3 separate regions of the Homo sapiens genome follow, and regions 1 and 3 are each linked to region 2. A link is a loop called in an ENCODE intact Hi-C map of the cell type or tissue named here. Cell type or tissue: ovary. All regions are shown on one strand. Links, peaks and the distances in the headings refer to the core of each region. The heading gives the core; the rest is flanking DNA.

Region 1 (10,314 bases), core at 4,455-6,954, 250 kb after region 2:
TTTATTTGTGATTTTAGAATTAGGCAACACCTCATTCTATAAAAATAGAGTGGGTGTTCCGATGAGTTGAGTGGAGGAGGTTGGCTTTATAGACAGAGAAAGGCTGAAGAAAGCAGAAACAGAAAATAAATAGCAGATTGGTTGTTTCAAGGTCACTTTCCTTATAAAGGTCACAGCTGAGGGGACTGCCTGTCATGCTGCATTTGGGGATTTGGCTATCTGTCTCATTCTCCTGATTTTTTGGAAGGTCAGAAGACAGCTTAGTTTTGACTTGTGATGTGGAACTTTATAGCATGAGTGATTCCATTGTGGTTTGGTCTGTTGGGAGTAGTGCAGGAGCTCAGTCTAAACTAATGGTCTCCTTTATTTAACACTTAGAATTTTTTTTAAATCTATTTATTTGTTTATTTATTTTGAAACCAGGTTATGAGACTAGCTAATTTTTCTATTTTTGGTAGAGATGGGGTTTTACCATGTTGCCAAGGCTGGTCTTGAAGTCCTGGGCTCAAGTAATCTGCCCGCCTTGGCCTCCCAAAGTGCTGGGATTATAGGCATAAGCCACCATGCTGGCCTTTTTTTAATTTTAGTTTAGTTTAGTTTAGTTTAGTTTTGAGACAGGATTTCACTTCCATCACTCAGGCTGGAGTGCAGTGGCGTGATCTTAGCTCATTGCAGCCTCGACCTCCTGGAATCAAGGGAACTTCCCACCTCAGCCTCCCAAGTAGCTGGGACTCTAGGCATGAGCCACTACACCTGGCTAATTTTTGTATTTTTACCACTTTAAAAAATATAAATCATCAAGGACATAGGTTAAATATGTTAATCTACTCACCTCCCTCTCACCAGCTTGCAGTTCCCTGTGCTCTGTGCAGGGTGGAGCATGAGAACCCTGCCGGTCCAGGAATGTGCACACCTGCTGGCCTCACTGACAGTAACTGTACAGGGTGTGGAGGAAAAGACAGAGAGTTTCTTTTCTGGTCATGTCCCCATTTTATAGATGGGAACACTGAGGCCTGAACAAGAGAAATGACTTGCTGCCCCTGCAGTCACATTGCAAGTTCAGGATATAACACAGGTCTCCTGTAGAAGCATGGCTGGGCTCAGACTCCAAGGCCACAAGCCCGGGATGGGGACAAGATGAGGGGAGACTTTGCCGTTGGTTGTCAGGGGCCTGAGCGGCACAAGAGGCACTGCCTTCTTCACATGTCTCATGGTTACTTCTTCTGTTATCTCTTCTTTATTGTCCTAATAACTCCCAGAGCATTTCTTTTTTTTTTTTTTTTTTTTTTTGAGACAGAGTCTCGCTCTGTTGCCCAGGCTGCAGTGCAGTGGCGCAATCTTGGCTCACTGCAACCTCTGCCTCCCGGGTTCAAGCGATTCTCCTGCCTCAGCCTCCCAAGTAGCTGGGATTACAGGTGCCCACCACCATGCTCAGGTAATTTTTGTATTTTTAGCAGATATGGGGTTTCACCATGTTTGCCAAGCTGGTTTCGAACTCCTGACCTCAGGTGATCCGCCTGCCTCAGCCTCCCAAAGTGCTGAGATTACAGGTGTGAGCCACTGCACCCAGCCTGCAGAGCATATCTTTAAAATTGACCAAAAAGGTGTCTCTTTGGCAAATATGCTTAGGAGTGAGTGCCCGTGACAGCAGCTTTAACGCACCTTGCCAGGTGGTGCCCCCCCCCGGATAAGGGCCTGGGGGGACTACGTCCCTGGGCCAACCCGCCTGTCTCTGGCCGCTGCTTCCTCCCTCCTCCCTTCCCAGCCTCACTGCCTGTTTTTGTTTGTTTTGCTTTTTTCTTTCAGATCTTCCTGAGCTACACGAAGGCTGGCTCCAGCTTCGTGTTTGGGGAGGCGCTGGTCAAGGATGTCTTTGCCTTTCAGGTCAGCTTGACTCAGGGTCCCAGAGGCCTTTAGCAGCCACCGCCCAGCGACTCCAGCTAGAGGGGAGTCTGGGCATGGTGGGGGCCCAGGTGGAGGGGAGGAGTCCTGTGGGCAGAGGTCGCCGTACTGGGAAGTTAGTGAACCTTAAGCCTGGGGCCCGGGAGGAGCCCAGCAATGTTCACCTCATGAGATGTTTTTGCTATATTTTGTAAAATTTGCAAAAGTAAGATATTTCTGTATGTTTTTTTTTTTAGAGATGAACCTCCAAATTATAGAATTACTGAGTAGCTGAGGACAAGAAGTGGGGGTAGGGGTCATGGGGACAGCTCCTGCTGAGACCTTAGTCCCTGATGTGCTGCAGAGACTCTGGGCCCAGAAAGAGCAGTTTCCAGGAAGGCTTAGGCTCAAATGATCCTCTCAGGCGCTCCTCCTTCAGGGCCCCTCACAGGCCACCTCTGCCAGGAAGCCAGCCCTTACTAGTCCCGCTGCAATAGCTCCCTCCTTTGTGACCTCCTCAACCTACGATCCCACTTTCCCTCCCTCCCAGCCTCCATCCATCCTTCCTTTCTTTCTTCCAACAAAAATCTATTGTACATTTACTGCACTGCAAAATATTATAGGGGAAATGGAGATAAAGGCACTGTTCTGTTTCAAAGACCTTATTGTCTAATGGTGGAGCCCCAACCCTAATTTAAAAACAGGTCAGCCTGTGCGGAGGATGAGGATGCTACTGGTGGGACTGCTTCACTGTTCTGGGTGGAGCTGTGGTTGTATTCTTTTTTCCCTAGTTCATTGTTTAAGCACCGAAATGGCTTGTTTAGTAAGAACTCTAGTGTAGCCCTCCTCTGCCTGTCTTACACTCCAACTGTCTAAGACCAGCTTGCTCTAGGCTTAAGCTCCCTTGCCAGGCAGAAGAGAGAGACCTGGGCCCCACTCACCCAGTAGTTGGCCCCAGTTTTCTGCCACTGATGCGTGGCACTGAGAGGGAAATCAGGGCTGCCCACTCTGGTACATCCGGGACCGCCATCACCATGGAGCTGCTATGCAAGACCCCATGTGCAGGTTCCAGAGGTTTCTTCTGTTTTTCATTATGCTGGCCACTGTTCCCAGAGTCTCCCCACCCTGCTGGGGGTCTTGGACCCAGGAGACTTTTGGCCCAAGCCATGGACTTAGCTATGGACTTCTGGGCTGGCGTTGAGCCAGATCATGAGTTCAGACCCTCCTGCCTACCCCTGACCCTGACCCTGACCTCTGGTGAGCTCCCCTTGGAGCCTTAGCATCTCTTGTGCCAGCAGACTCCTAGGGAATGTCCAGTCTAACATCGTCAGCCCTAGGAGGAAAGGGAGGGGCCCAGGTTCCTATCTTCTCTGAAGTCTTCTTGCCCCCTGGGCAAATTTGCCCATCATGTTTTCTGAGACCAGTTCTGCATAGGGAGAATATTGGGAGGGGGAGCCTATGTCAGCCCCGCAAAGGCCCCTAATACCATATTCCTTTAGGGTAACGAGCAGCTGCTCCCTTACCTTTGCATAACCAATGCGGGGGTACCCGAAGTTTCAGAAAAGACAAGTAAGGTCTGCTTCAGGGTGACCTCTGGCGTCCACCCAGGCAGGGAGGCTCCCGCAGCTTCTTACACTTTAAAACACACACACTCAGCTGGGCGCGGTGGCTCATGCCTGTAATCCTAGCACTTTGGGAGGCTGAGGCAGGCGGATCACTTGAGGTTGGGAGTTTGAGACCAGCCTGACCAACATGGAGAAACCCCATCTCTACTAAAAATACAAAATTAGCCAAGTGTGGTGGTGCATGCCTGTAATCCCAGCTACTTGGGAGGCTGAGGCAGGAGAATCGCTTGAACCCAGGAGGCAGAGGTTGCAGTGAGCTGAGATCATGCCATTGCACTCCAGCCTGGGCAACAAGAGCGAAACTGCATCTCAACAAAACAAAACAAAACAAAACAAAAACACACACACCCGACACTCTGCAGTTCAACCTCCCCAGGCAGCTGCGTTCAAGTGCAGTAACGGAGGGGCCTGAGGAGTGCGTATAAGGAGAGATTCTTCTAATAAGAGACCGTGAGGGAGACTCCTTGAGGAGGCAGCATTTGACATGGAGTTTAGGACAGAAGAGATTTGGACAGACTGAGCTAGGCAGGAAGAGGAAATGGCATGGGCAAAGCATGGAGGTGAGAATGTGCTGGCGTGTCCACAGTGCAGGGCAGAGTTCAGTGGATAGGCAGGTAAGCTGTTTCCCAAAGGGAAATTAAAGCCTCGTTAGCCAAAAAGCAGGGGAAGAGGTGCCCGGCGGGCCACGCAGCTGCTGTCCGCCAGAGCGCCTTCCCCCGCCCACCACTGGCCCGCGTCTCTCCTGCGTCATTGCTGGGCTTGCCTCTGTGTCTGCCCCCTGGCCACATTAGCTATGTCTCCTCCCAGCCTGCCTCCCTCTCTGGAAGGATGTGTACACACCTGCTGCTTGCATCTCTCCCTGAATCACCCTTTAGAATCATGGATTCCTTGACCATTGGTACCAGGAGGGAGCTCAGTGGTGTTGCGGCCTCCCTTTTGTATTACTGATGGTCCAGCCAAGCTCCAGACAGGAGCAGTGTGTTGGCCGCAATGGCACAGTGAGTTGGCGCAGAGCCAGAGCTAGAACCCCTCCACTGGACTTCTGGTTAAGGGATGTATTCTTCCTCATACTATCAGCAGAAATCAACGGCCTCATGTCTCTCCTCCAAATACAAAAAGCACTCTGAATAACAAAAATGATCATTTAAAAATGTATCCATTAGGCTGGGCGTGGTGGCTCACGCCTGTAATCCCAGTACTTTGGGAGGCTGAAGTGGTTCGATCGCTTGAGTTCAGGAGTTCGAGACCAGCCTGGCCAATATGAAACCCCATCTCTACTAAAAATACAAAAATTAGCCAGGCATGGTGGCGGGCGCTTGTAATTCCAGCTACCCAGGAGGCTGAGGCAGGAGAATGACTTGAACCTGGGAGACGGAGGTTGCAGTGAGCGGAGACTGCACCACTGCACTCCAGGCCAGGCAACAGAGTGAGACTCCATCTCAAAAAAAAAAAAAAAAAAAGAAGAAGAAGAAGAAAATAAAAATGTATCAGTGGTGGCAAAAAACTTTGAAGTTGAATGTTCGGTTAAGACAAAAATGATAGTGAGGTGGGTTTATCATTAACCAGCCTCAGCATTTCCCAGCGAAACACCAGCAGTTTCCTGGCCCCTGGTAGGCCCTGTCCTCTGGACAAATTCCTGGACCGTGTATTGGCTGATGCACCATCCATAGCAATGCCAGGAAAGAGGAAGGAGGACTAGGATAAATGCTCTGTGGCCACAGAATTCTCTTTCTCACTAATCACAACATTTTATTCAGCCTCCCCCTCTCCCCTATATCACACACATATTATTGGGATTTGCCCTCAAGGTAGGGGTGGTTTTGTTGAATGCTGAGCTGAACAGAAGACTCAGGAAGTTCTCTCTATTCTTTCTATGAATCATACAGACCTAGTCCAAGGCCTTTGGCCAGTTTCAGTCTGGGGAAGTCTTCTCTGAGCTCACTCAGATTTTCAGAATCCAAGCTGCTTCCTGCTGGGCCATGGTCCAGCTGCTCTCTTCTGGGGGGAAGTAAAGTCTCTCCCTAGGGCTTCTTCAGCCCTCAGCTTGCCCTGGACCTGGAGTCCAGCACAGTGGACGTGGCAGTCACCCCTTGGCTGTATCAGCTGGATTAGTCATTCCACCTTGGCTCTGTCTCCCTTCTAGTAACTTTCCACCCGCATGATCATACTCCCCTGGGTCTGGCTGACCCGGGAGCAGACTCTCATTCTTTCACTATTGTTCTAGCCTCTGGAACAAGCACCCACTGCTAAGCTTAGCAGTGCTGCTCAGATTTTCTCTGGAGGAACCCCTAGGGTCAAGGAAAATGTCTTCATCTCCTGAGAGTTTCGGGATGTCTGATATAGACTCTGCAGTCCCCAGTGGTCAACAGTGCCAAATTTTGCGCGCGCGCACACACACACACACACACACACACACACACACACACACACAGATCAAATAAGGACCAAAAGGTATCATTGGATTTGGTAGTTAAGGGGTAACTGGTAACCTTAGTGAGCATGGTTTTCGGTGAAGGGAATGGGAAGTAAATGAAGCCTGGGGTGGGATGGCTGAAAGAAGGGAGATGGGACAGCCGAGGCAGGAGGCATCTTGTTGAAAACCCAGGATCCAGGCAGAAATGGGAATGAGGGGCAAAATGCTGAGGCCATTCTGGGCAAAGGGATGGCACAAACAGGAAATCAGGAGGCGTAGCTAGGTTACAGCCAGAAATGCAGCTACTCTGGACTTGGAGATGAGTCCCTTCCACTTTCTGGCGGTGGTACTGGTACAGTGTGCACCACAGCTGCTGCCCCGAGCATCTTCCAGCTTTGGGTTTTAGTGGCTCACTGTGGCCTGGGGCTGGTGACAGGGCACTGTCGACAGTGCTCAAGCCTTGGGGTCTGGAGACATGAGGGTTTGCCCAGACAGCCTTAGAAAGTCAGCAGGAGCCCTGGCTCAGCTTCCTCCAGGGAGAGGAGGGGGCAGGCCATGTCCTTAGTGGGGTTTATCTGGCCTTCAAAGCCTGTTTCTTGGCCCAGGTGATGAAGTTTGCTCAGAGCGTCTAATCTAGTCTCCAGGGCTGTGGTTGTCAGAGTGTGGTGTCCAGGTCAGCTGCACCAGCAGCATCTGGAAAGGCCAAACATCAGGCCCCACTGTAGACCTATTAAATCCAAAATATTTTTAGCAAATTCTCAAAGGATGCTGCTGGTCCACGTGCTGAGAACCACTGGCCTAGAAGAGCTAGAATTTCCTTCTTCCTTGAGTTATGGTACTAGCAGGACCAGCCTCCAAAGCCATTTCTACAAGGCAGTGGTCAGGACTTACTTGGCTCTTCCTTGAAGGGGACTGCCTTAGTCCATCCAGGAGGCCATAAACTGGGTGGTTACAAGCAACAGAAATTTATTTCTCACACTTCTAGAGGCTGGAAGTCTGAGATCAGTGTCCCTGCAAGGTTGAATTCTGTTGAGGCCCACTTTGCTCTCTGCCTACTTGGTCGTCTGTGTCCTCACATGGTAAAAGAGGTGAGGGAGCTCTCTGGAGCCTCTTTTATTTTTTATTTTTATTTTTTTGAGACAGGATCTCACTCTGTTGCCCAGGCTGGAGTGCAGTAGTGTGATCACTGCTCACTGCAGCCTCCATCTCCTTGGCTCAAGTGATCCTCCTGCCTCAGCCTCCAGAATAGCTGGGACTGCAGGCACATGCCACCATGCCCAGCTAATTTTTTTGAATTTTGGTAGATACAGGGTCTCACTATATTGCCGAGGCTGGTCTTGAACTCCTGAACTCAAGGGATCCTCTGGCCTCAGCCTCCCAAAATGCTGGGATTACAGGCGTGAGCCACTGTGCCTCTTTTACAACGGCACTAATCCCATTCATGAGGGCTCCACCCTCATAACCTAATCACCCCCAAAGGCTCCACCTCCTAATACCATCACCTAGGGAATTTGGTTTCAATATATGAATTTAGGGGGACACAGACATTCAGTTTCCAGCAGGGATGCATGCTGCCCCTGAAGGCAGAGAAACAAGCCTCCAGGACTGTTCCCAGGGCAAACCTCCCAAGGGGCATGGCAGGACCTTGGCAATCTGCATGGTGGCTGGGAAATGCATCTGCCTCTTTGCAGGTGTGTGACCTCGGGTGGGTAGCCAAGATCTCACAGCCTCCGTGTGCCCATTTGTGAAGTGGCGACAGTTACATCCACCACAGATGCTATGAGGATTCATGAGTCCCCACATATTAGGGACCTGGCCCAGGACAAGCCCTCGTGGTTGGCACACAGTGGAATTTAATGGCACTTGCCTCCCCTTTCCACAGCAGCACTGCCTCGAGCTGCTGCCCTGTTCTGCCACCTCACATCCTGCAGGCCCCAGAGGTGTTTCCTGGGCTGTAAGATGATATTGGCCACAGGGACCTTATTTAATATTCTATCCTACCTTAGAAAATTGGGGCCACCTCTTTTCTCTTTCATTCCCCTCCCCTCCCTAGACAGGCCCCACTTAATCCAAAACATAGCTTCTCTTCTACCATTCTCCGTCTCACAGATAGAAAATCTTTTGATTGCTGGCAGGAGAAAGTCCCAATGCTGCAGTGGGGTCCTGATGCCCCGGGCACTCTCCTTCCTGGCGTGGGCCCATCCCTGCAGGCCTGCTAGCTGCCCTGCAGTCCCTCTCAGGATCCACTGGACAAGCAGTCTAGACAGTACGTGACTCTCTCTGCATCTCAGTCCCAGGAGTGTGGGATGATGTCATCCTACCCGTGCTGGAGGTGTTTCTAGCCCCAGGCGGGAGGAGGAGTCACGGGGCACAGTTCTGGTGTTCTCTGTCGGGTGACTTCCCCACCACAGGGAAGTTGGTGACAGATGACAGCAGAGCAAGTCCAGATACAACCTGCAGCATTGGTCTGGGAAGGGACAGGAGAAAGAAAAGGCCTCAGCAGGGCTTGCCTCCCAGCTGCCCGGGCAGAATCTCCATTCTCTTCAGGGTCCATTCTGTAATCCCAGTTCACTTTGAACTAGAGCCTAAATTTGGTTGCTCAAGACTCTCCCTCCTTAAAAAATAAAAGCAGCCCTTGCCGGGCCCTCACCAGTCTCCGGCAGTGAGCACAGTGCTGCTTCTTGCAAGGGCTGTCCATTCTTGTGGTCTCCCCTTCTTCATGTCTCACTTCCACCTTGGCTCACTGACATCAGCCTCAGTCCCCACGCTTCCTCTGACACTGCTCTCACCTAGATCATGGGTGCCTCCAAGTTGCTAAGTCCCAGGGGTCTGGCTCAGTCCTTACCGTTCCAGAGTTCTCTGATGCCCCTGACACAGTGCTAGTGACTATCCCTTCTTGAAAAGCTGCCCCTCGGTTTCCATCCTGCCTCTCTTCTGGCCGTCCTCCAGCCCTTGGCTATTTCTTTGTCTCCTTCACAGGCTCCTCCTTCCCCTCTCACCCTTTAATGACACACTGACCACAGGGCCCTGTCCTTAGCTCCTGTTCTTCTCACTCAGGGCTATTTCTGCAGTGAATTGCATCCACCAGCCACCTCAACCTGTTGTTGTTGTTGTTGTTGTTGTTCTTCTTCTTATTATTATTATTATTTTAGACAGGGTCTCACTCTGTCACCCCAGGCTGGAGTGCAGTCGGATGATCTCGGCTCACTGCAACCTCTGCCTCCCGGGTTCAAGCGATTCTCATGCCTCAGCCTTCCGAGTAGCTGGGATTACAGGCACCCGCCACTACCCCTGGCTTATTTTTTTCTATTTTTAGTAGAGATGGGGTTTCACCATGTTGGCCAGGCTGGTCTCGAACTCCTGACCTCAAATGATCCACCTGCCTCGGCCTCCCAAAGTGCTGGGATTACTTTTTTTTTTTTTTTTTCAAACATGGGGTCTTACTCTGTTGTCTGGGCTGTAGTGCAGTGGCATGATCATGACTTACTGCAGCCTCGAACTCCTGGAATCCAGTAATCCTCCCACTTCAGCCTCCAGAGCAGTTGGAACCACATGTGTGTGCCACCATACATAGCTGTTAAAAAAAAATTTGTTTATGTAGAGATGGGGGCCTTGCTTTGTTTCCTAGGCTGGTCTCAAACTCCTGAGCTCAAGCAATCCTCCTGCCTCGGCCTCCCAAAGTGCTGGGATTACAGGCATGAACCACCATGCTGGGCCAACCTGTACTTCTTATGAAAGAGCCCCAAGCCAAAGCCTGGCCCAGATGTCCCTAACCCTTTTATCCAGCTGCCCACTTGGTATTCCACAGGCATCTCAAATTCAAAGTTCAAAGCCAAACTGATCTTCCCACAAACCTCTCCTGCCTATGCTCCTTCCCTTGAGAAATGTCCACCTATTATTGAAAATTCTAGGAACAACTGGGCACAGTGGCTCACGCCTGTAATCTCAGCACTTTGGGAGAATGGGGTGGGCAGATCACTTGAGGTCAGGAGCTCGAGACCAGCCTGGCCAACATGGTGAAACCTTGTCTCTACTAAAAATACAAAAATTAGCTGGGTGTGGCAGCAAGCGCCTGTAATCCCAGCTACTTGGGAGGCTGAGGCAGGAGAATCACTTGAACCCAGGAGGCGGAGGCTGTAGTGAGCCGAGATCGTACCACTGTACTCCAGCCTGGGCAACAGAGTGAGATTCTGTCTCAAAAAAAAAAAAATAAATAAAAAAGGTAGGAACAGATGAGAAATTCAGAAATAAAGAAAAAAGAAAACAACATTTCCATAGCCCCAGCACATAGAAACAAATCCTTTGGCTATTTGGGAGTGCTTCTTTCTATAATTTTAATATTCCAATTTTCCCATTTAACATTGTAGCATAAGACTGCTCCCATGCTATTACCAG
Region 2 (10,314 bases), core at 336-2,835:
AACAAGGTCCAGACTCTGTCTTGGCTGCTGACTTCTCTTTCCCTCTCTGGGCCTCAGGGTCCCATTCCGGCCACAAGCATACACAGGACACAGCAAAGGTGGACTTGACTAATGCAGCAGGGAACAGCATGGGTGGGACAAGACTGTGTAGACTGGGGGAGAAAGGTCCTGCTCCAAAAGGCTGATGATCCCAGTCTGTTACTTTAGACTGGGTGATGAGTCAGGGGAACTTCTTTCCCTACTTCTTGCCCCATGGGGTCTACTGGGAAGGTCAGCTTCCTTTCTTTGGACTGTTCCTCCTTTGAGCTCTGCCTCAAGAGGGAAAAGCCTGGAAACCTGGCTTTCTGGGGTCCACACCCATAATGTCCTAGTCAGACAGTCACACCCTAATACAGTACTGGGTGGTAATTCCTCCCATGCAGGATCCGGGGATGGCCCCAGCTGGGCCCTCCTGACATTGGAGCAGGGGCCCGGCTCACCTGGATTTGGGGTGCGGGGCGGCTGAGGCTCACGCCCAGAGCCTTCTTTAGCAGGAGGATTCCGAGCAGATCATGACTCAGCTGCAGTCGCTGGTCCCTCAGGGAGGTGTGGGGAGCTGTCCCCAATGGGGATGGGCTGGAAGGCTCCAGACTCTTCTTGCCCATGAAGTGACCTGGAAAGGAGGTGTCCAGGCACAAGGAAGTCAAGCAGCCAGGATCCTACCTCAGAGGAAAAGTTCCTCATCTCTCCCACGTTTCCGTTCTTGTAGCGGGAAGACACTTAACCTTCCTCCTCTTGGTGCTTCCACCTCACCAAGGAGCCACAAAGGTGTCTGGGTGGTGGCAAAGCCTGCTCCCTCAGCTTTTCCTGAACAGGTAGAGAGGATGGCACAGCTGGCAGGAAGGTGGGATGGTCCAGGGCCAGGGAGAAACTCTGCTAGTTGTGTGGGCTGCTTGGACAAGGGACGAAAAAGGGCAGGGTAGGAAGTGGAGAGTGAAGAGGCGCCTGGAAAGTGGAGGTGCAGCAAAAACACACCAGCGGTTAGAAGATTCGGTTAAGTCTCGCCTAAGGTAAGGGGCACCGGCTGGCAGTGGGATTTAGGATCTAGCCCAGCCCTGTCTTAAACTGGCTGCGCGACCTTAGCCAAGTCACTGACCTGTCCGGGTCTCAAGTACATATCTATTAAATTAGATGAGCCCCAGGGTTTTCCACCTGCTCCGACACTAGTGTCCGTGGCTGAGGAGCGGCCAGAGGGTTGAGAAGGAAATGGGGTCTGAACTGGATGAGGGGCGCTTGCTTGCTCCGTCCCCAAAGACTTACCGGTGGCCCAGAGGTTGCCTCGCGAGTGCACTCGGATCTTGCTGGCTCGGCTGCGGGGCTCCGGGAGATCCCAGCTGAGCGGGGCGACGCCGGCAGCGAGCAGGGCGAAGAGCAGGAGGCTGCCGAACATCCGAGCGCCCCCCGCCCGCCGGGCCATGGCTGTGCCCGGGCCGCGGCTTCGTTCGGGCGCGCTTCCCGGCCGCTGGGCTCCGGGGCTGCCTTCGATCCTTTTAAATCCGCGCCCCTGGGGGCGGAGCCTGCCCTGAGCAGCGGAGCCGTGCCCCGCGCCCGCCGCCCTCCCCGCCGTCCCCACCCTCCCGCTAGGTTACCAGGCAGGGGCACCCCCTTTGGGCCGCCCAGAGACCTGCACACCCACACTCTGGCCCGCACGCGGGCACCGCTTCCGCCAGGGGCTTCTGGCGGAAGCCCGCCACCTTCAGGCTAAGGACCGGGCACCGGCCAAACAGGGGCCCGGCCCCGGCGGCGGAGCCGCTTCCCCTGGCCCTGCCTTGCCACTCTGCCACGGCTTTCGGCCAAATAGGCACTTCAGCCCTCTGAGCCTCTCTTCATGAGGGTAGAGGTCGGGCGAGGAGCTCTCCTCCCGGGTAACAGGCTTTTTTTTTTTTTTTTTTTTTTTTTTCTGAGACAGGATCTGGCAGTATCGCGCAGGTTGGAGTGCGGTGGCGCGATCACGGCTCACTGCAAACTCAACCTCCAGGGCTGGGCTCAAGCCTCAGCCTCCCCAGAAGCTGGGACCACAGGCACACGCCTTCATGCCTGGCTTTTTTTTTTTTTCTTTCCAAGAGACTGGATGTCGCTAGGTTTCCCAGGCTAACAGAGGCATTTTTACAGTGTCCAGCCAAGTGCTAGGCACCAAAGGACTTCCATAAACTAATCCCCATCACCTCCGCCCTTTGGGGGAATCTGACCCGTGTTCACCTTGCTCTCTGCCCTCTCACAGCCAGCATCACAGTCTGGAAATGTTCTGGCACACAGTAGGTGCTCAGAATGGGAATGCAGAATGATGGAGGGTGGGACAAAGGGCCGCTTCTGAGGAACGGGCATCCAGCTGGAGGGCCTGGCTTATGGGCAGGAAGCAGACCTCTGGGTCAAGAAAGTGGAAAGAGCACTGCACCCAGGACTGCACTGCACCCAGGAGTCCATGTACAAGCTGTGACCCGGCTGAACCTCACTTTCTTCAACTGTAAAATGGTAATAACCACACTGCCCTAATTTTAATACTTTTACATGTTTTAGCATAAGTACTCTGTGGCCGGAAGCAACAATTCTGTAGGACCTGCCCTCTCACACCTGGCACTTTGTTCTCCCCAGGAGCTGTCTGGACTTTCTTGGAAAGAACTTCTGGATAAGTGGTATCATATAATGAGCAGAGGAAAACACTGTGCTCCAGAAGAATACATTTATGTTTGCTTAATTAACTGAAACCCATTGTTCAGAGCACTACACTAGACACAAGAAGAGGGGCGACAGATAATTCCTTGCTCCCAAGGGAGTTAACCATCTCATTGGAGAGACAAGTACACAAAGGAGAGAGTGATGGAGGAGCGGGGGTGCAGACCACCCCTTGGACTCTGGATACCTCTGGAACACGGAACAGAGTGGCCGTACCAGAACCTACTCCCATCTGGCTTGATAATGGGACCTGCTTCTAGGACTCTTGCTTAGTATCTAGCTCAGCAAGGTTGCTAGCTCTGTGGATCCTCATCCTAGAAGGGGAAGCTCACATGAAAAACTGGCTGTCATACCCAGCTGGAGGCCCAGCTTCCAGGAGCATGACACACAGGACAGGGACGTTTCATTTCTGGCCCTGGCTTTCCCCCCAATCTCCTTGCTTCTCACCTCCCACCCTGGCATTTACACCTCTCTGCTTTCTTGTCACAGCTTAGCCATGGTGTACAGATATAGCTCTTATCACCTTCCGGTAATCATTCCTTTGTGACCCCCCTCCCTCTCCTCTGCATCCATCAAACCCCCATCCTATCTTCTCTAGTCCATGGATAATAGAAATTAGCGTGAACACACAGAAGCTGGTATTGATTGAGTGCTGCATCACTTAAATGCTTGAAGGAATCTTATTTGGTAGGTTTCTGTCTCCTCATTTTTATAGGTGGGAACAGGCTAAGAGGTTTAGCCACTTTCCCAGAAGTCCCACTGGAATCAGATTTCAGGTCTGTCTGGACCACTGCATCAGGCCCCCAAATCTATGCAGGGCAGATACAACTCTCCCTAAACCACACCCACTCCCATTGTACCATCTCAAATTTCAACACCAAGTTGTGTTTATGTATCTCAGGAGGGAGAGGGAGTGGGCACTGCATTTCGAGTTTCACCTCTCTTCCACAGGTGACTGGACCTTGAGTTCTGCTAAGGTTATTTATACTTAAGCCAAGCTTCCTCTGACACAGCCTGGGTTCACAGCTGCAGCCACAGCTCTGAGGCTGGCCCCAGGCACCCTTGGAACCATTTGCTCTGTCAGCCTACTATAGAAAAAAAAGGGGGGGGGCCTCTGAGGACCCTGGAGAAAACAGCAGGGGAGCACCTCCACAGACTTAGGAGCACTCACCTTAGGGAAAAAAATGGGAGGCACAGGGGAGAAGGTGGCTTGCTCAAGGGAGTGCTAGGCTCTAAGTTTAGCATGAGGACCTCAAATGCCAACTGCCTGTTCCCTAAGTCCACTCTGGTGGCAAGAGAAGTCCAAAGGCCTCCACTCCATGGGGAAAGGCTAGCATTGAATTGAATGGAGGTACGTGGGGAAGCTCTTCAGAACCCACTCTCGACCCTCCTAGGATTCTACAACATTCAAGGACATGCACAGAAAATGTGAGGCAGGTTCACAAAACAACCCATGGGGTAACTAAAAGGGTGAAAGATACATGGCAAATCCTATCATAGCTAACACCAGGAAAATATTTAAAGTACACCAAGTTTTTTAATAAAAAAATTGCTTCATCAAAAATAGCGATTAAGAATGGATATTACAGCCGGGAGCCAGGGCTCGCACCTATAATCTTAGCACTTTGGGAGGCTGAGATGGGCGGATCACCTGAGGCAGGAGTTCGAGACCAACCTGGCCAACATGGTGAAACCTCATCTCTACTAAAAATACAAAAATTAACCGGGCGTGATGGCAACGCACCTGTAATCCCAGGTACTCAGGAGGCCGAGGAAGGAGAATCACTTGAACCTGGGAGGTCAGGGCGGCAGTGAGCCAAGATCGCACTACTGCACTCCAGCCTGGGCAACAAGTGCAAAACTCCGCCACAAAAAAAAAAAAAAAGAAAGAAAGAAAGAAAGAAAAAGAAAATAAATGACAGGAAACCTAGAGTTGTCACAACAGGATGTGTAAAACAGGGGTGTTCAATCTTTTGGCTTCCCTGGGCCACATTGGAAGAGGAATTGTCTTGGGCCACACATAAAATACACTAACATTAATGATAGCCGATGAGCTTAAAAAAAAAAAAAAGTCACACACAAAATAATCTCTTACTGCTTTAGGAAAGCTTACGAATGTGTGTTGGGCTACATCCAAAGCTACTGGGCCGTGGCCGGACGTGGTGGCTCACGCCTGTAATCTCAGCACTTTGGGAGGCTGAGGCGGATGGATCACGAGGTCAGGAGACCGAGACCATCCTGGCTAACATGGTGAAACCCCGTCTCTACTAAAAATACAAAAAATTAGCCGGGTGTGGTGGCGGGTGCCTGTAGTCCCAGCTACTCGGGAGGCTGAGGCAGGAGAATCTCTTGAACCCAGGAGGCGGAGATTGCAGTGAGCCGAGATCGTGCCATTGCACTCCAACCTGGGCAAAAAGAGAGAAACTCCGTCTCAAAAAAAAAAAAAAAAAAAAAAAAAAAAAAAAAAAAAAAAACCTACTGGGCCGCATGTGGCCCGAGGGCCGCGGGTTGGACAGGCTTGGTGTAAAATCTCTATTTTGGCAAATCTTTGAGCACAATCTCCAACTGTATGGGCTGGGGAGATGAAGAGAAACATCCTGGGATATCTCAGGCCCTACTCTTTACTTTCAGAGTGAAGAAGGGACCAGAGAACCAGGAAAACAGCAGAATCTTTAAGGGAAAATCAGGGATATTGGATACAATTTCTTAAACTCAGAGGGAACGCATAGGGATTACCTATAAAATCAGAACAGTAACCTCAAGAAGGAAATCTTTAGTAAATCAAAATTGCCAAAATACAAAAGTTTTTTTTTTTAATTTTTATTTATTTATTTTTTTTTGAGACAAGGTCTTGCTCTGTTGCCCAGGCTGGAGTGCAATGGCATGATTTCAGCTCACTGCAACCTCTACCTCTCAGGCTCAAGCAATTCTCCTGTCTCAGCTTCCACTGCGCCCGGCTAACAAAATGTTTTCTTAAAGGCAATATTTGAAAAAAAGAAAATACCTACACCTAATGAGAACGTGATCATGACTCCAATGGTGGCTAAAAAACAAAGGCTGCTGATCAGCTAACTGATGCAGTACTCAGGAAAGCTATGAAAACCTAAGGAAGTGAGAAGCCCCAGGCCCAGCATTCTTAATTATTTGGGAGTAATATTCACATATGTTAGGGGACATTTCTGTAACTGGAATGAATACTCTTTAATCTCCAAAGAGGTTTAAATGCTTGGAAATCTGCCACAGAATCTCACTATTTCTAAGAGACTAATAATCTGAGCAATTCTGCACAAGAAAAACCTAGAGCCTCTAAAGAAGAATTCCCAAGGGCTTTGCAATTGTGGAATTTATTGCAAATAAAATAATTTCAATAGACTTTACAAAGGTAAAAGGACTGGGTTATGACATCCAGCATTGTGACATGGTAAAAGCAACAGACTTGAAATCTGGCTCTGCCATGCATGGACCAGAAAACTCTGGACAAATCCCTGAACTTCTCCTGGTTTCTCTCTTTTATAAAATGAAGGTCATTTAGAAGGTTCATTAAATAGAGAAGGTAAAAGTTTGTTATAAACTATAAAGCACTTAGAAGAGCCCCTGGCATATTCTAAATACTCACTATTATTAGCTCGACCTGGGAAAAGCAAAGCCTGCTTTAAATATGAAGCCCATCTCAGAGGGGGAAAAAGTTCCCTGGATAACAGCCATGGTGTTGACACAACAGTGCCTGGCTCTGGCAAAAATGCCTATTACATCAAAAATTGATAAACTAAAATGTCAGCCCATCTACCTCAACTCTTGACCAATTCCAAGAAAAAGGATTCTACACAGCATTCTATTTTGGCTTAAATAAGTTGTCAGGCTGAGAGCTTTGATCAAAGCTTGATGCTAGCCAATTTACTTACTTGCCTGACATTAAGTCTAGTATAAATTCTTCTAACTAGACTCCTTGAATTAAATCTGGAATACAGCTTACCAATCTAAGTAGACAGGCCAATTAAAGTAACAGTTTTAGAGAAATGATTCTTAATAAGAGTAGGTTGGGGCCGGGCACAGTGGCTCACGCCTGTAATCCCAGCACTTTGGGAGGCCGAGGTGGGCGGATCACCTGAGGTCAGGAGTTCAAGACCACCCTGGCCAACATGGTGAAACCCCGTCTCTAGTAAAAATAACAAAAATTAGCTGGGCATGGTGGTGAGCATCTGAATCCCAGCTACTTGGGAGGCTGAGACAGGAGAACTGCTTTAACCCAGGAAGCGGAGGTTGCAGTGAGTGGAGATTGCTCCATGGCACTCCAGCCTAGGCAAAGTGCGGAGTCTCACAAACAAACAAAAAAAAAAAAAAAAAAAAGAGTAGGTGGAATTTGGGCACAGTGGCCCATACCTGTAATCCTCACACTTTGGGAGGCCTAGGCGGGTGGATCACCTGAGCTCAGGAGTTTGAGACCAGCGTGGCCAACATGGTGAAACCCTGTCTCTACTAAAAATACCAAAAACCTAGCTGGGTGTGGTGGCAGATGCCTGTATTCCCAGCTACTTGGGAGGCTGAGGCAGGAGAATCACTCGAACCCAGGAGACAGAGGTTACAGTAAGCCAAGATTGCTCCATTGCACTCCAGCCTGGGCGACAAGAGTGAAACTCCGTGTCAAAAAAAAAAAAAAAGAGTAGGTGGAATTTCAGAAATGCCTAAGATTGGTAGAACAAGGATAGAATATACAGTTTGAAAGTCATATTCAATATAATAATAACTGTATATGGGAAAGAAGTTATTATCGTTTCTATAATACAAACTTAAGAGAACGCAAGATCAAATACTCTTGGCTGATGAGGATAAGAGGTTGGATATTATAGACTGGCGCGGTGGAAGGGTGTTTCTCAGAATGAAGAGGAGGTATGAGATTTTTGTTTCCCAAAAGAGGCCATGAGTTTTAAGATTAAGGAACGCTGTTCTACAGGAAAGTTGAAGATTCCTGGTTTAGATGGGTAGATGGTCTTTTGTGAAGTACCTTTTCTGCAAAAGTTGCCGAACTATACCTACACTGGAACATTCGCTGAAATAGCTCTATCATTAGACTAATTAGTACAGGGGTTATTGTAAAAAAAAAAAGTCACGCAGCACAGTTAAGAAATTTCTTGGTTTTCAGATACATTATAAGTTTTTTCTTTTAATTTCATTTTATACCCATTCCATAAAGCACATAAATGACTAGTTCCGAACCTCTTTGCATTAGCAGCTAAGGACTGAGAGCCAAAGCTATGGATCTATTCCAGTAGACAACAGAATCTTTTGATATGTCCTGTAGGTACTAACCTCACCTCTGATTTCTTTCTTTACTTTCTTTTTCTTTTTTTTTTTTGAGATGGACTCTTGCTCTGTCGCCCACACTGGAGTGCAGTGGTGCGATCTTGGCTCACTGCAACTTCCGCCTCCCAGGTTCAAAAGATTCTCCTGCCTCAGCCTCCCAAGTAGCTGGGATTACAAGTGATGGCTACTACGCCTGGCTAATTTTTGTATTTTTAGTAGAAACGGCATTTCACTATGTTGCCCAGGATGGTCTTGAACTCCTGACCTCAAGTGTTCTGCCTGCCTCAACCTCCCAAAGTGCTGGGATTACAGGCGTGAGCCACTGTGCCCGGCCTCCTCACCTCTGATTTCATCCTTTTCTCCTCCCACATTTCTCTCAACCTGAATTCTTCAATTATTTTCTATTTCATCACATAGTACTGGAGGTATCTTTATGAACAAGAGAGTATAAATAAGTTTAAAATATGCAAAGCACTGCAATAGGGACTAGCAGATATCAAAGGATGAATCAGAGACTGACTCTGTCTTAATGCCCTCCAGGAGCCGACCCTCTGGTGGGGGAGAGAGACACACATAAGGCAAACCACTCTGAGGGCAATGTTCGAGAGGAGCACGAACAAAGTACGGGACAGTGCAGAGCAGGAAGCATGACATGGGCTCAGAAGCTCCATCCGGAGTAAGAAACACTCCTCTCTGGAGCTCCCTGAGCATCTCTATCATTGCACTTATTTTTATTTATTTACTTATTTTTTTGTGATTGTGGGAAGAATATAATTATACTTAAGATCCTATGTGGAAAAATCTGTTAATGTCCATTGCCCCTGTTAAGGTACTGACCAGGAGGGACATAGTCTTATCCATCATCTTGGTATCCCCAGGGCCTAGCCCAAAATCTGGCACAGAGCAGATGCTCAATAAATGTCTGCTAAATGAATGAGAAAGCTTTCAGTAGGTAGGGAAGTGACCAGGCACTCCAGGCAGAGTGACCAGCATAAACAAAGACAGAATGTCTGTACCGTAAGACCAACGTCCAGGGTGCAAGAATGTGATGTCTGGTGAGAGTGCAGCTGGAAAAATCCTTAGGACCTAGAATGACACATGGAAGGCAACATCTTCACCATTTTTTGGTAAGCCCTGCGCATTCTAGTTTTGATAATGCTTTTTGGTTACACAGCATTCTTTCTATATCCAGAGAGGTTTTATTTGCTAATTGAATGGCAATAACTATGGTGGCTTCACACCCACCATAGTTGTGTGTGAAGGGTCATATTTGCTATTTTACTTCTGAAAGCCTACCTTGTATTACTTACTGTTCTAGCAAGAGACAGTAGTGGTGAAGATATACCTGGCTACAAAACAACCTGAACAGGCCATCCTGAGTGAAAGAGCTGCTTGATGAAGGTAGACATCCATTTACCTAGCTAGAACCAGCTGGGTCATCTCTGAAGTTTAACAGTGGAAAATGTCATAAGAAGAGGCCCAGCCCTCAGATTCTGAAATCAGCCTCCATGCCACGTTCTGAGAGGTTAGCTAGACTTGGTAAAAGGCTTATGCAAATACTAAGAAATGTACTCAGGATAACAGAGAATTTCTCTATTCCAAGCCCTGGGTCTCTAAGAAGGAAGCCTGTGATTCCTTAAGAAAAATGATACATGCCAATACTTCTCCCATCAAGAAAGAAGACACAACAGCCTAAGCCTAAGGACACACACAAAAAAGAAGGAAGCAGGATTAACAGTTAAAAATCTGGGAAGGGTACATGCTGTTTAAATGGAACCATGGAGAGAGAAAGTTTTCAGATTCAAATTTGGCAAGACCAAGAAAATGTACTTACTAAATAACAGGAAAGTACAGATCACTTTAATGATTCATATGCTCTGCCTCCAAATAACAGCTCAACAACAATGCTAACTGAAGCTACTGCCTCTGACTACAATGCATGATCGTACTGAACATTTAATAGATGCTGTTTCAGGCTACTGAGGAAAGACAGAACAGTGTCTATGAAATGGGGCTCCTGTCCTGGAGGAGCTTACAATCTGCCAAGGACCTCGAGGCCATATCCACAAATTTAAACAAACAGTGTGAGGGTGCAAATGCTGAGTGACAGCAGAACTTGTGAAGACGGTAAGACTCAGATAAACAGAAATAAGATGACATAATACAAGTGGAAACACTCAGCAAAGGAGGAAAAATAATACTTTTACACAACTGGTTGTGAATGAAATTTTTTTTTTTTTTTTTTTCTGAGATAGAGTCTCTGTCACCCAGGGTGGAATGCAGTGGCACAATCTGCAACCT
Region 3 (10,314 bases), core at 3,265-5,764, 170 kb after region 2:
CCTGCCCCCTGGATTCTTGGAGGCCCTGGTCCAGGTGGGCTCAGAGAAGTCACAGAACCTATGATGTTACTACAGACAGCTTTGAAACAAGCTCTGCTGTTCAGCATGGGTCAGCCAGGCTGTCTAGGGCTTTTAGGGAACCTGAGGTATCAGGCCAGGACTGTCCAAAGGCCTTTTATGTCCCAGACTAGATGAAAGCCAGGAGGGATGGAGGCCCCCAGCTTTCGTGGTCAGTTCTAGTTTTCCGTAGCCTACTTCACTCTTTTATGTATTTATTATTTTAGTGTGTTTTTTTTTTGAGATGGAGTCTTGCTCTGACACCCAGGCTGGAGTGCAGTGGCGTGATCTCTGTTCACTGCAACCTCCGCCTCCCAGGTTCAAGTGATCTTCCTGCCTCAACCTCCCGAGTAGTCTGAGATTACAGACGCCTGCCACCGCACCCGGCTAATTTTTGTATTTTTAGCAGAGACGGGATTTCATCCTGTTGGCCAGGCTGGTCTTGAACTCCTGACCTCAGGTGAACTGCCTGCCTCGGCCTCCCAAAGTGCTGGGATTACAGGCATGAGCCACCATGCCCGGTTTAGATTTTAATTATTTATTTTTTATAAAGATGGGGTCTTGCTATATCACCGAGGTTGATCTTGAACTCCTGGGCTCCAGCGATCCTCTTACCTCAGCCCCACAAAGTGTTGGGATTATAGGCATGAGCCACTGTGCTCAGTCCTAACTTCACTCCTTTATGAGGAGACCTTTCCTTTCTGGGCCCTGAATTCCAACCCACCTCCAACCCTTTTTTTTTCTTCTATTCTGCTTATGTATGAATTCCCATTTTGTGAGATGAAGGTGGCACGAAGAACTCTTTAAAGCTTTTCTGCCCCAATGTTTGATGCCTCTCATTCAGCTCCCCCTCAGAGGCAGTAAATGGGGAGCTCCCCTGCCTGGGTGACAGCCCTGAGCCTAGCTGTGGCCCAGCCAGCAGGGCACAGGCAGGTCTCCCACCTTCTGAAGACCAGGTGCCTCCATTAGTTCAGGGTTTCTCCTGACCTGACTAACAATGTAAGGGCGAGGCCTAGAGAGGGCAGGGCGGTTGGTCCAGGAGCAGCAGAGCTGGGGGAGGGGTCCTCTGTCCCAGCTCACTTCTTGACCAACATGCAGGTGGAACTTGTCATTTTCCTCTCTGAATTAGAAAGCTAACTCTCCCCCTCTCCTTCCCAGGGAAGAAGTCCAGACCCAAAGAAGAAGAAATCTCCCAATCCTGAAAGAGAGGGACAAATGAAATTTATGGTCAGGAAAGGATGGAGTTGGCCAGTGCCTTGGAACCATGGGAGGTTCTGCCCACGCGGCCTCCAGAGGATTTTTAAAGCTCTGAGCAGAGGCAGCTGCACTCTAGCACGCTCCTTTCCATCTTTTCTGGAGCAGCAGCTCCCTCTCGGGGGCAGCACCCTTCCTGCTTGAAAAATGCCTTTCTCTCCCCTGACCTCTCTCCCTCCCCCAGGTCCCCCACTGTACTTTCCTCCTCTTTCTTTTTCTTCCTCTCTCTCTCTCTCCCTTCTATAGAACAGCAGTTAAATACCCATCGTCTGTGCAGCACTGCACTAGGAGCCACAGAAGCTACAAGAACTAGGTTTGAAGGCTGGATGGGCAGGATTTAGTTGAGCAGTAGGAGGGAGGAAGGACTTTCCAAACAGGGAGGACAAAAGGGAAGGCTCAGGGGTCAGGAAGGACTGTTCATGCTGATAAGGGACAGGCCTGGCTGTGGTGGCGCCGGAGCATTGGGAAGTAGAGGGAATCTGGTTGCAGCGGGAGTGTGAGTAGATCAGGGAGGGCCCTACCAACCCAGTTAAGGAGTGGAGACTCAGCGTCCTCTACACTGGGGGACTGCAGCATTTTGTTAGAGAAGTGGGTTATATGAGGGGTTAAGGAGAGGGGGCTGAGGTGGTCATCAAATGTGGAGCCATGAGGGTCTAGACTGTAGTGCAACAACAAGAGCAGAGAGGAAGGGAGAAACAAGGGCCAAGAATTGTGCGGACTGGATTTGGGGTTGGAGAAGAAGTAGTCCAAGATGGCAGGTTTTGAGCTTAGGAGTTTGGGAGAATGCTGGAGGTATCTACCAACCCAGGAGCCCGGGGTTAGGGGTGAAGCCAGGTTTTAGGGAAAAGGATGGGTTTGGTGTTGTGGTTATAAAGAGATGGGATCCTCATAGAGCTTTCTTATGGTTAGAGACATAGACCGTGAGCACCATTGAACAGGCTGGGCTGCTGGGAAGGAAGGGAGAGCTCTTCTCATGATAGGGACAGCCGAAGGGAGTGTGGATGGGGTGACCTCTGACATCTCTCAAGGAGCTGGGATCCAGGTCCCCACTGGAGATTTTTGTATCAGGAAAGGAGGAGGGAGAGGGAACAGTTGGCTCATAGTAAGTGGGCTAGACTCCACTAAGGGGCGGTCCTGTGTGGGTCCTCATCCTAGTGCCCTACACAGTGGCCTTTCCTAGCTGCCCCAGGCAAGAGAGATGATTGGGGCCTCAGGCAGAATGGGCCTTGTGTGGACCATGGAGCTGGGTGCCTCCCAGCTCCTGCTGAATTAACTGCCTTGTTTTTCTCTTTTTCACTCTCCCAGCTGGTTTGCCTTGTGTGGCCTCTTTAACCATACTTTAACATATTAATGATGGGTGTTCTCCAAGCCACCTGTCTCTCCTAGCCTCTCAGGGGATTTCCAGGAATGGGGCTCTTTTCTCCCAAAGGCCAAGAATTGAAGCAGGAGCTTGCCCCCAGGCTGGTGTGCTGTGGGGTGGGGAAACATGCCAGGCAGCTGTAAGCCTCCCTCTTGGGGGCAGTGACCCAAATGCCTGGGACACACCTTTCTCAAAGCACAGCCCCAAAGGGCCTCCTTCCTGCCTAACCATTTTCCTGGACTCTGCTGCATTTAATGAGCTCTTGGTTTCAGATACATTGGTGTCCGGTGGTCAGGCCAGTTGCTAAATGGAGCAGGCCAACTAAGACAGCTGGTCCCTTTTAATAGAAAGGCTTCTGGGCCCCAGATGGTGGCCGATTAATAGTTTGCGACTGTTGATTTCGCCTACTTCCTTCTTGCTTTTTTGGCCTAATGATTCCATTTGCTGTTTTTGCTTAGCTTATCAAGCAACCGGTTGTCTCACCCCAGCTCTGGAAGGTAAATGCATATTGCACTACATTTCTCTGACTGCTTTTTCCTTGGGTCTGGGCATTGAGGGGCCACTGAGTGTCTGCTCGTGCACTAACCAGGCTGCATGGGGTGAGGGGAGAGCTGGAGGGTGGGTGGGGAGAGTGCAAGAAGGTACTCAGGTGAACATGGCTCTCACAGGGGGCCAGAGTTGATGCTTGCATGGGCCATTTGAGATGGGCACAGGATCTCAGGAATAGAAATATGGGCAGGGGTCTCTGAGATGCCTGCAATGACATCTCTGTGTCCCTAGGAGACACCATGGGAACAGAACAGAGAGCCATGAGTCATGTCACATGACCCACCTCTTCCCCATCCTAGGTTTTTTATTTCTTAGGGACAGGGTCTTGCTCTGTCATGTTGCCCAGGCTGGAGTGCAATGGCTCCCTGTAGCCTTGAACTCCTGGCCTCAAGGGATCCTCCTGCCTCAGCCTTCTGAGTAGCGGGGACTACAGGCATGCACCATGATGCCTGGCTAATTTTTAAAAATTTTCTTGTAGAGACAGAGTCTCACTGTGTTCCCTGGTCTTGAACTCCTGGCTCCAAGGGATCCTCCTGCCTTGGCTTCCTAAAGTGCTGGGATTACAGGCGTAAGCCACTGTGCCTGGCCCCAATTCTAGGTTTTCATGTTTTTTGTAACCACATACCTAGGTGTGATACCTTATTGTCTATCTTCTTCTAACCATGGTAACTGCCTTTTAAAATTTTTTTCTGCAGTCATTTAAGTTCTCCTTTTACCTCCTCTTTCTCTGAATTTTCCTTTCCTTTGGTTCCTCCCCATCCCTGAAGACTGTGAACTCTGTGAGATCAGAGAATACCACGTTAATGTATTCCTGCATAGCTTATTCTCTGAATCTGCTGCAGAGTCAGGGCAAGGTCTGGGCAGGCTCATGGTCCAGGTTTGCTGGGTGAATGACTGTCTTCTTGCCTCCTGAACTGAGGACAGCTCTTTACCCTTGGCTGAACTGACTGTTACAATCAAAATGGGAACATTTCCTGGCTACTTCCCACCACTTGGGCCTCATCCCAGACTCTGATAGTTTTGGGGAGAGCTAGCTACAGTTTCTTCACACAGAAAAAGATTTCAGAATAGCTAACTGGTTTCTAAATAGCTAATGTTTACAGACATGATTAGCAACTACTATGTCCATGGTCCTTGATGGGGATGAACACTGAGGAGACTTTGTTCTGTGTGGCTCATGGGTGGAACTGAGGATATCACAACTAATTCCAAGTGGAGTGTGGTAAGCGTTGACAGGAGACGACCTGGGCAAACCAAACCTTACCTAAGGGCGAGGTTAGGTTCCACTGAACATCATGAAAACCAATGATTCTGGTGTTCTTTAGAGACATATGATTAGTCTGTGATATCCTTGTGAAGTCATGGAGTTGGAAGGACTTGTCAGGGTTGGACAAGACCATTTCCAGATGTGTGGACTTCCTGGCTTTCCAGGGTATAGGGTGCAGCACACTCAGAGTCCATCCCACATTCGAATGGTTTGGAGGACGGGGACAGAAAGCTTGTGGCAACGAGAAGCTGTATGACATTCAGCAGAACATGACAGTATATACAGTGACTCTCCCTGTGCCTCCAAATGTACCCCAAACCCACTTCCCTGAAAGAGAAGGCTTTCAGCTAGCCACCCTTTCAGCTGTTACTTATTTTCTAATGTAAACATTTTTTTATAATACAGCTTAGGACCTAATGTGGAAAGTTTGAGAAGATATGTTCTTTTCCATTCAAAAAGAATGGTGAAGTAAAATAACTACTTGTTTTTATTTTATTATTATTTTTTTTTTGAGGCATCTCTCTCTGTCACCAGGCTGGAGTGCAGTGGCGTGATCTCGGCTCACTGCAACCTCTGCCTGCCAGGTTCAAGTGATTCTCCTGCCTCAGCCTCCCGAGTAGCTGGGACTACAGGCGCCTGCCACCACGCCTGGCTAATTTTTGTATTTTTAGTAGAGACGGGGTTTCACCACATTGGCCAGGCTGGTCTCGATCTCTTGACCTCGTGATCCGCCAGCCTCAGCCTCCCAAAGTGCTGGGATTACAGGCGTGACCCACTGCACCTGGCCTGTTTTTCATTATCTAGCATGAGCATTTGTCTCTGCAAATTTTCTTAAAACATAGTTTCCCTGTTGTCTCACTTATCCAGTAGCTGAAATGATTTCCTTAGACTTGTCCAGGCGGCTTCATACCTAGGAGCTTAAGCTGAATATTGGATCCAGGCTCAAGGTCATGGATGAGATAGGATTCAAATTATGCAGGGAGGACATAATTAGGGATGGTTTGAATTAATTGCAGACTCATGGAAGTAGGATTATGTTTAGCCTGGTGGTTTCTGGAAAGTGTTGATTGAGATTTGATATTTCCCCAAATCAGAAATTGCTGTTAGTATGATAGCAGCAAGAAACGTTTTCAGATATTAACACTTCCTGAGTGTTCAGGGAGTTAATAGCCTAGGCCCTGAGGACCCTCTATTTCTGAGTGGCTTAAGAAGAAAAGGAAAAGAAGCTTATTGCACAGATGAGTTGTAGGCAAGGGAAGGTTGTAGGGAGTGTTACAGAACATGTCTAACTGCAGACCCAGCTCAAATGTTCAGGTATGTGAGATTGGGATCCCCTTTATGGGTGATCTTTGTGGGGGAGGGCCCTTGTCAACTCCATGAATGCCCAGGTATCTACATTCCTGTGGTGAAACCACAGCAGGAACCCCATCAGTTCAGAAGTCTTACTTGATTCCAGATATTCTCTGGGGTACAACCCTTCTCCTCAAACTCAAGTCTAGAATAATATTCACAGAAAAGATACATCGAATGTGGAATCCCTCCCCACAAAGTGGAGGGTTCTAGATCCTGTTTGCTTCTGCTTCCACAGACTCTCTTAGCCCCTGGCAGAGAGGCCATGGACAGACAAACATTGCCCTTGGGTGACCATCCCTTCCTCTAAGGCACAGGGAAAGGCACCTTTGAATGATGTGTCTTTCTCACTACAGTTTCTCCTGCTTCTCTTCCCTTTGCCCCCTCACAGTCCTCTCTGCCGCTCACAATGGGATGTGTGCCTGGGGAGGGAGGGCCGGGCACGGCTTGTGCACCACACAACCTGCCTTCAGGTGGCGCTTCACACCTAGGAACGCACTGTGTCTCTGCTGGCCCTTGAAAGGGTTTGGCATGGTAGTTTGCTTCCTGGGCCCAGGAAGGAGAAGACTGTAAGCCTGAGCATTGTTGGTGAGTTTGTACTGGACTCAGTGCTTACTGATGCCCCTGAAATCTGGGAGATGGACTGGAGAAGGGAACTAAAAGTTCTGGCTTTTGCAGGGGTGGATCCGTTTGTGGTTTGGCACTCCTGCTGGTTGGTCCTGGAGCAGCCAACCATGTTTCACTTCAGCATGTGGTATCCAGGGATGGAGCAGGGGAGCCACAGCTGGCTTTCCAAGGCTGCTTCCCAGCCCCATTTCGGCTGGGTCTCTCCTTTCTGATACCCTTATGAATTAGAGTCCCCCCTTGGGTCTAGACCCCTAGCATTGGCCAGCTTATTCTTTGTCCATTGTGGGTCTGCACTCACAAATGTAGGAGCTTTTTTTCTGAGCCCAAGCTCTAGGAGAGGCTCCTGTGCTCTTAGGACCCTTGAATCACTGAGGGTTGGCTGGCCTTCCCCTCTTGGCATGAATGAAGGCTCTGCTATGCTGGGGGCTCCATCTCTGAGGCTTGACCTACTTATCTGTGTGTCTCCCTCATGCACCAGTGTCCCTGGAGATGAAAGGTGCAGGGTGAAGTAAGGCCCCTCAAACAATGATGGGATGGGACACCTGGGCTTGTAGACTGGCATGCTCAGGAGCCTGGCCCATGGTCAGTAGCTTGCCTATTGTAATGGGTCTGGGCCAGGATTCCATTCAACCCCTTGATACCTGGCCCCAGCCTGGCCAAGAGGCACAAGCTGCCTTGAAGAAAGACTTGCCGGGGTGCTGCAGCTCTGGCCACAGGAAGATGGGCAGGCATGGTAAGACGGAAGCTGCCTTGGACAGGCCAGGCTGTGCTGTTTGTTGTGGGGAAGGCCAGCTCTGAATAGCTCTTTGCCTCTCTTAGGAGCACCTTCTGCTCCATCATTGCTCAGCTCACAGAGGAGACCCAGCCGCTATTTGAGACCACGCTCAAGTCCCGGTCTGTGTCCGAGGACAGCGACGTCAGGTTCACCTGCATCGTCACAGGTAAGGATGCTGTCTGTATGCTCCATGCCAGGGCCTCTGCACAGAGCAGGGTCCAAGGAGGCTGTGAGGACAGGAATGGTGGGGTGGCGGGCTGTGTGCACAAAACTACGTGAGGTGACATTTACTTTCTGAGCTTTCTCTCTAGTTTAACATCCCTGTGTGGGCTGGTGCCCCTTGCTTCCCCCATTCTGGAGCCACATATATACCCTACTCTTCTTCAGAACCTGTCCTCAGTGAAGGTTCCTGACCCTCAGGGATACATCCATGACTAATGGCCTTATTTGTTGCAAGAAAAGAAGTACTCCAATGGAAAGAGATCTTTGAGGCCATCTCCCTGAGTATCCCCATGTTATAGTTGAGTAATTTGAAGGTTGGGAGTCTCAAGCCTGAGAGGAGAATTGCATGTGGTGATTCTGACTACAGACCCTGGAGGCAGACTGCCTGGCTTGGAGTCCTGGCTCATCCCCTTTCCAATGATGTTACTGAGCACGTTATATAACCTCTCAGCTGCCTCATCTGTAAAGTGGGGATAATGATAGGATGCACTTCATAGGGTTATTTGAGACTGAATGAGTTAATACATGCAAAGTGTTTGGAGTAGTACCTTATGTACAGTAAGTACCACATAAGAGTTAGAAACTGACTGTTACTTGCATTTCACTGAGCTTCGTGATGGAATTTGAAGCAACCGTTTGGCAGAATAGGAAGCAGAGTGATACTCCTTGGAAGGGGAAGATAATGGGTGGGAGTGCTGGGAGGGTGGTTCCAGACATTGCCTCTCCCCCAGATCACCCAGTAGAGACTCCAACCTGACCAGCCTCAGGGCCCGCAGGACCCACAAATGGGTACCCACCCCTCCCAGCTGTGCAGCTATTAGATCCCAGGCCCAGGCTCCCTCTGGAGAGCCTGTTGTTTCTGTAAGTCAAGGTCATTCGTGGTTTCCAGCTGTGAATTCTGGCGGACTTGATTACCCCAGCCAGTAAACAGCTTCTCACTTGGGCAGTTCTCACCCTTACTCAACCCTCTGAGCTGCAGACTGAGAACACTCTCTGCTCCGAGCGACATAGGTGTGCATCCCATACCTTTGTATGGCGTATGGTGAATTTCGCAAGTTGTCTGTTTCCATTGTCATTGCATTCTTACAAATCCCTATGAAGTAAGTGCTATTTTTAGTCAAATTTTACCAAGGAGGAAGCTGAGAGAGGCTGATGCGTTGCCAAAGTCCGCAGCACTAGTGAGGGAGACACTGCTTTTGCTCTCCGGCATCTGATGCTGCTTCCCGCCTGCATCTCCTGTGTTACTGTGGCACTTACAGTTTCCTAGAAAAACCCGGTTCTTTCACAGCTTCATGCTTTTGCACATCTCATTTTCTCTATTTAGAAAGTCCTTAATCCTTCTTTTTAAAGAAAATTAAATTTTACTTTGTCAAATAAATATATGCACATAATTAAGACTTCAAATTATACTAAAAGGCATATTTCAAAATACAGCAGTTCACCCCTCTCAATTTGTCTTCCCAGAAGCAACTGTTTTCAGCTTTTAGCTGTTTCTTCTGGCATGTATACATTTCCATCATGCTGAGTACTACGTGAAATTCTTCAGTTTTAGATGTTCTCTATTGTCTTCCTGTTATGGTAGATAAGGAATTAGCTCTTTTATACCATCATTTTCTCTGTTTCCCTGAACTTATCTTCTTCATATAATTATGTTGACAGCAGTTGTGGAACTTTGGTTCTTATCTTCTTAGTTTTAAAAACTTGAAACAAAAGACACACAGCAAAGGAGATAGAACAATTTATTGCAAAGGAAAAAGAATACTGTAAAAGTTAGGTGCAGAATAGACAGGACACCCTGAGAGAGAGAAGATTCAGCATGGGCTTCTCGTGAGGATGAGACAGCAAAGACTGGTACCTAGGGCGACTCCGTTTCTGTAAGTCTTACATGATTATTCATGAGGAGGTAGGAAGCGGTGTTGCTCCTAAGCATGTTCTGGGTGGTCCTCTGGGTGCACATGCGCAGTAGCTGTACATGCTGTTTATACATCGTGAGTATCTGGGACTACAGGCGCGTGCCACCACACCCATGCTAATGAGACATGCATCTTAAATCTCCACCCAGGGGTGTGCTTTTTACTATTACAATGAGCAAAGGGTGAGTTTGAGGACAGGTAAAATCAAAATGCTCCTGCTCTCTACATGGGAATTCCCTACTGGAGATAGCTTTGCTTGAAAGAACTTTAGAATGCTCATGCTGGGGCTTATTGTGTTGACTGTATAGTCCGGATGGTTGCTGTGTCCTGAGGACATGGTTACTTCCTTGACTCTTATTAATGATAGTTTTCTAAAACTATCCTGCTTCAGTTATATCATAATTTTTGCTTTAATCAACATTTACTGTTTACCTTATTATGCCTATACAATATTATTCATAACTGAACATTGTAGCATACTATGCTTGTATTTTTTCTTTTGTTTTTCCTGAGGTTAGTACTTTCCATAGTTTTTCATTTGTTTCTTTTTTTTGTATCTGTTGCTAATTTTTCTTATACCTCCTAATAGCCTCTTAATACGATATTCTGCAAGGTCAATGACATCAGTAATCTGGCAGTTACTTTCCTTGGAGATATTCCTCTTGGAGCTCTCCATTCTTCTTTTATCTGAACTGCTAGGCTTTTAGGGCCTGATACACAGCTGTTATCCTGGCTCTTCCCTTTGCTTTTCTGTGGATTTAATTCAGCTTCCTGGATCTCATGTCTTCCTTTCTTGGTTTATTTTTTTGCGTTATTGAATACTGCCCCAGTGGTTTCATCAGGTCCTGAAGATGGTGCAGAGGGCATAGTGATGGCAAGGTCTGGACCTTGCTCTCCCTTGAGTCCCTCTGGTCTAATGTGCCTTCGTTTCTCTGCATCT

What was found. A loop is a pair of places that touch in the nucleus more often than their neighbours do. Peaks named below come from ENCODE experiments on the same cell type or tissue, not always from the same donor. Only the 100,000 strongest peaks of a DNase experiment are listed, where the experiment ranks them.
Region 1: it touches region 2 in a loop (2.5-fold over the local background); 50 of 110 quality-filtered maps call a loop at or near these places.
Region 3: a loop joins it to region 2, with 3 times the contacts of the local background. A loop is called at or near these places in 32 of 110 quality-filtered maps.

What each region holds. Positions count from the first base shown.
Region 1 is chr15:84,906,912-84,917,225 of GRCh38, forward strand. SLC28A1 (solute carrier family 28 member 1) reads left to right here. Exons shown (of 19, transcript NM_004213.5): 9 at 1,807-1,884. Among named protein-coding and RNA genes, the nearest start is that of SLC28A1, 27 kb to the left of the region's middle. RefSeq lists an enhancer at 8,407-8,606. In ovary, for the core only: no CTCF peak of the experiment used is centred there; a DNase peak (open chromatin) is centred at 5,550; H3K27ac peaks cover 2,500 bases.
Region 2 is chr15:84,656,697-84,667,010 of GRCh38, forward strand. It overlaps NMB (neuromedin B), which reads right to left and starts at 1,503. Exons shown (of 3, transcript NM_021077.4): 1 at 1,300-1,503; 2 at 480-652. The coding sequence starts at 1,456. RefSeq lists a silencer at 1,459-1,618. In ovary, for the core only: a CTCF peak has its summit at 1,733 (motif pointing left); a DNase peak (open chromatin) is centred at 1,675; H3K4me3 peaks cover 1,048 bases; H3K27ac peaks cover 1,712 bases.
Region 3 is chr15:84,820,201-84,830,514 of GRCh38, forward strand. ALPK3 (alpha kinase 3) reads left to right here. Exons shown (of 14, transcript NM_020778.5): 2 at 3,130-3,168; 3 at 7,284-7,405. Among named protein-coding and RNA genes, the nearest start is that of ALPK3, 8.0 kb to the left of the region's middle. RefSeq lists an enhancer at 6,761-7,261. In ovary, for the core only: no CTCF peak of the experiment used is centred there; a DNase peak (open chromatin) is centred at 4,207; H3K27ac peaks cover 2,233 bases.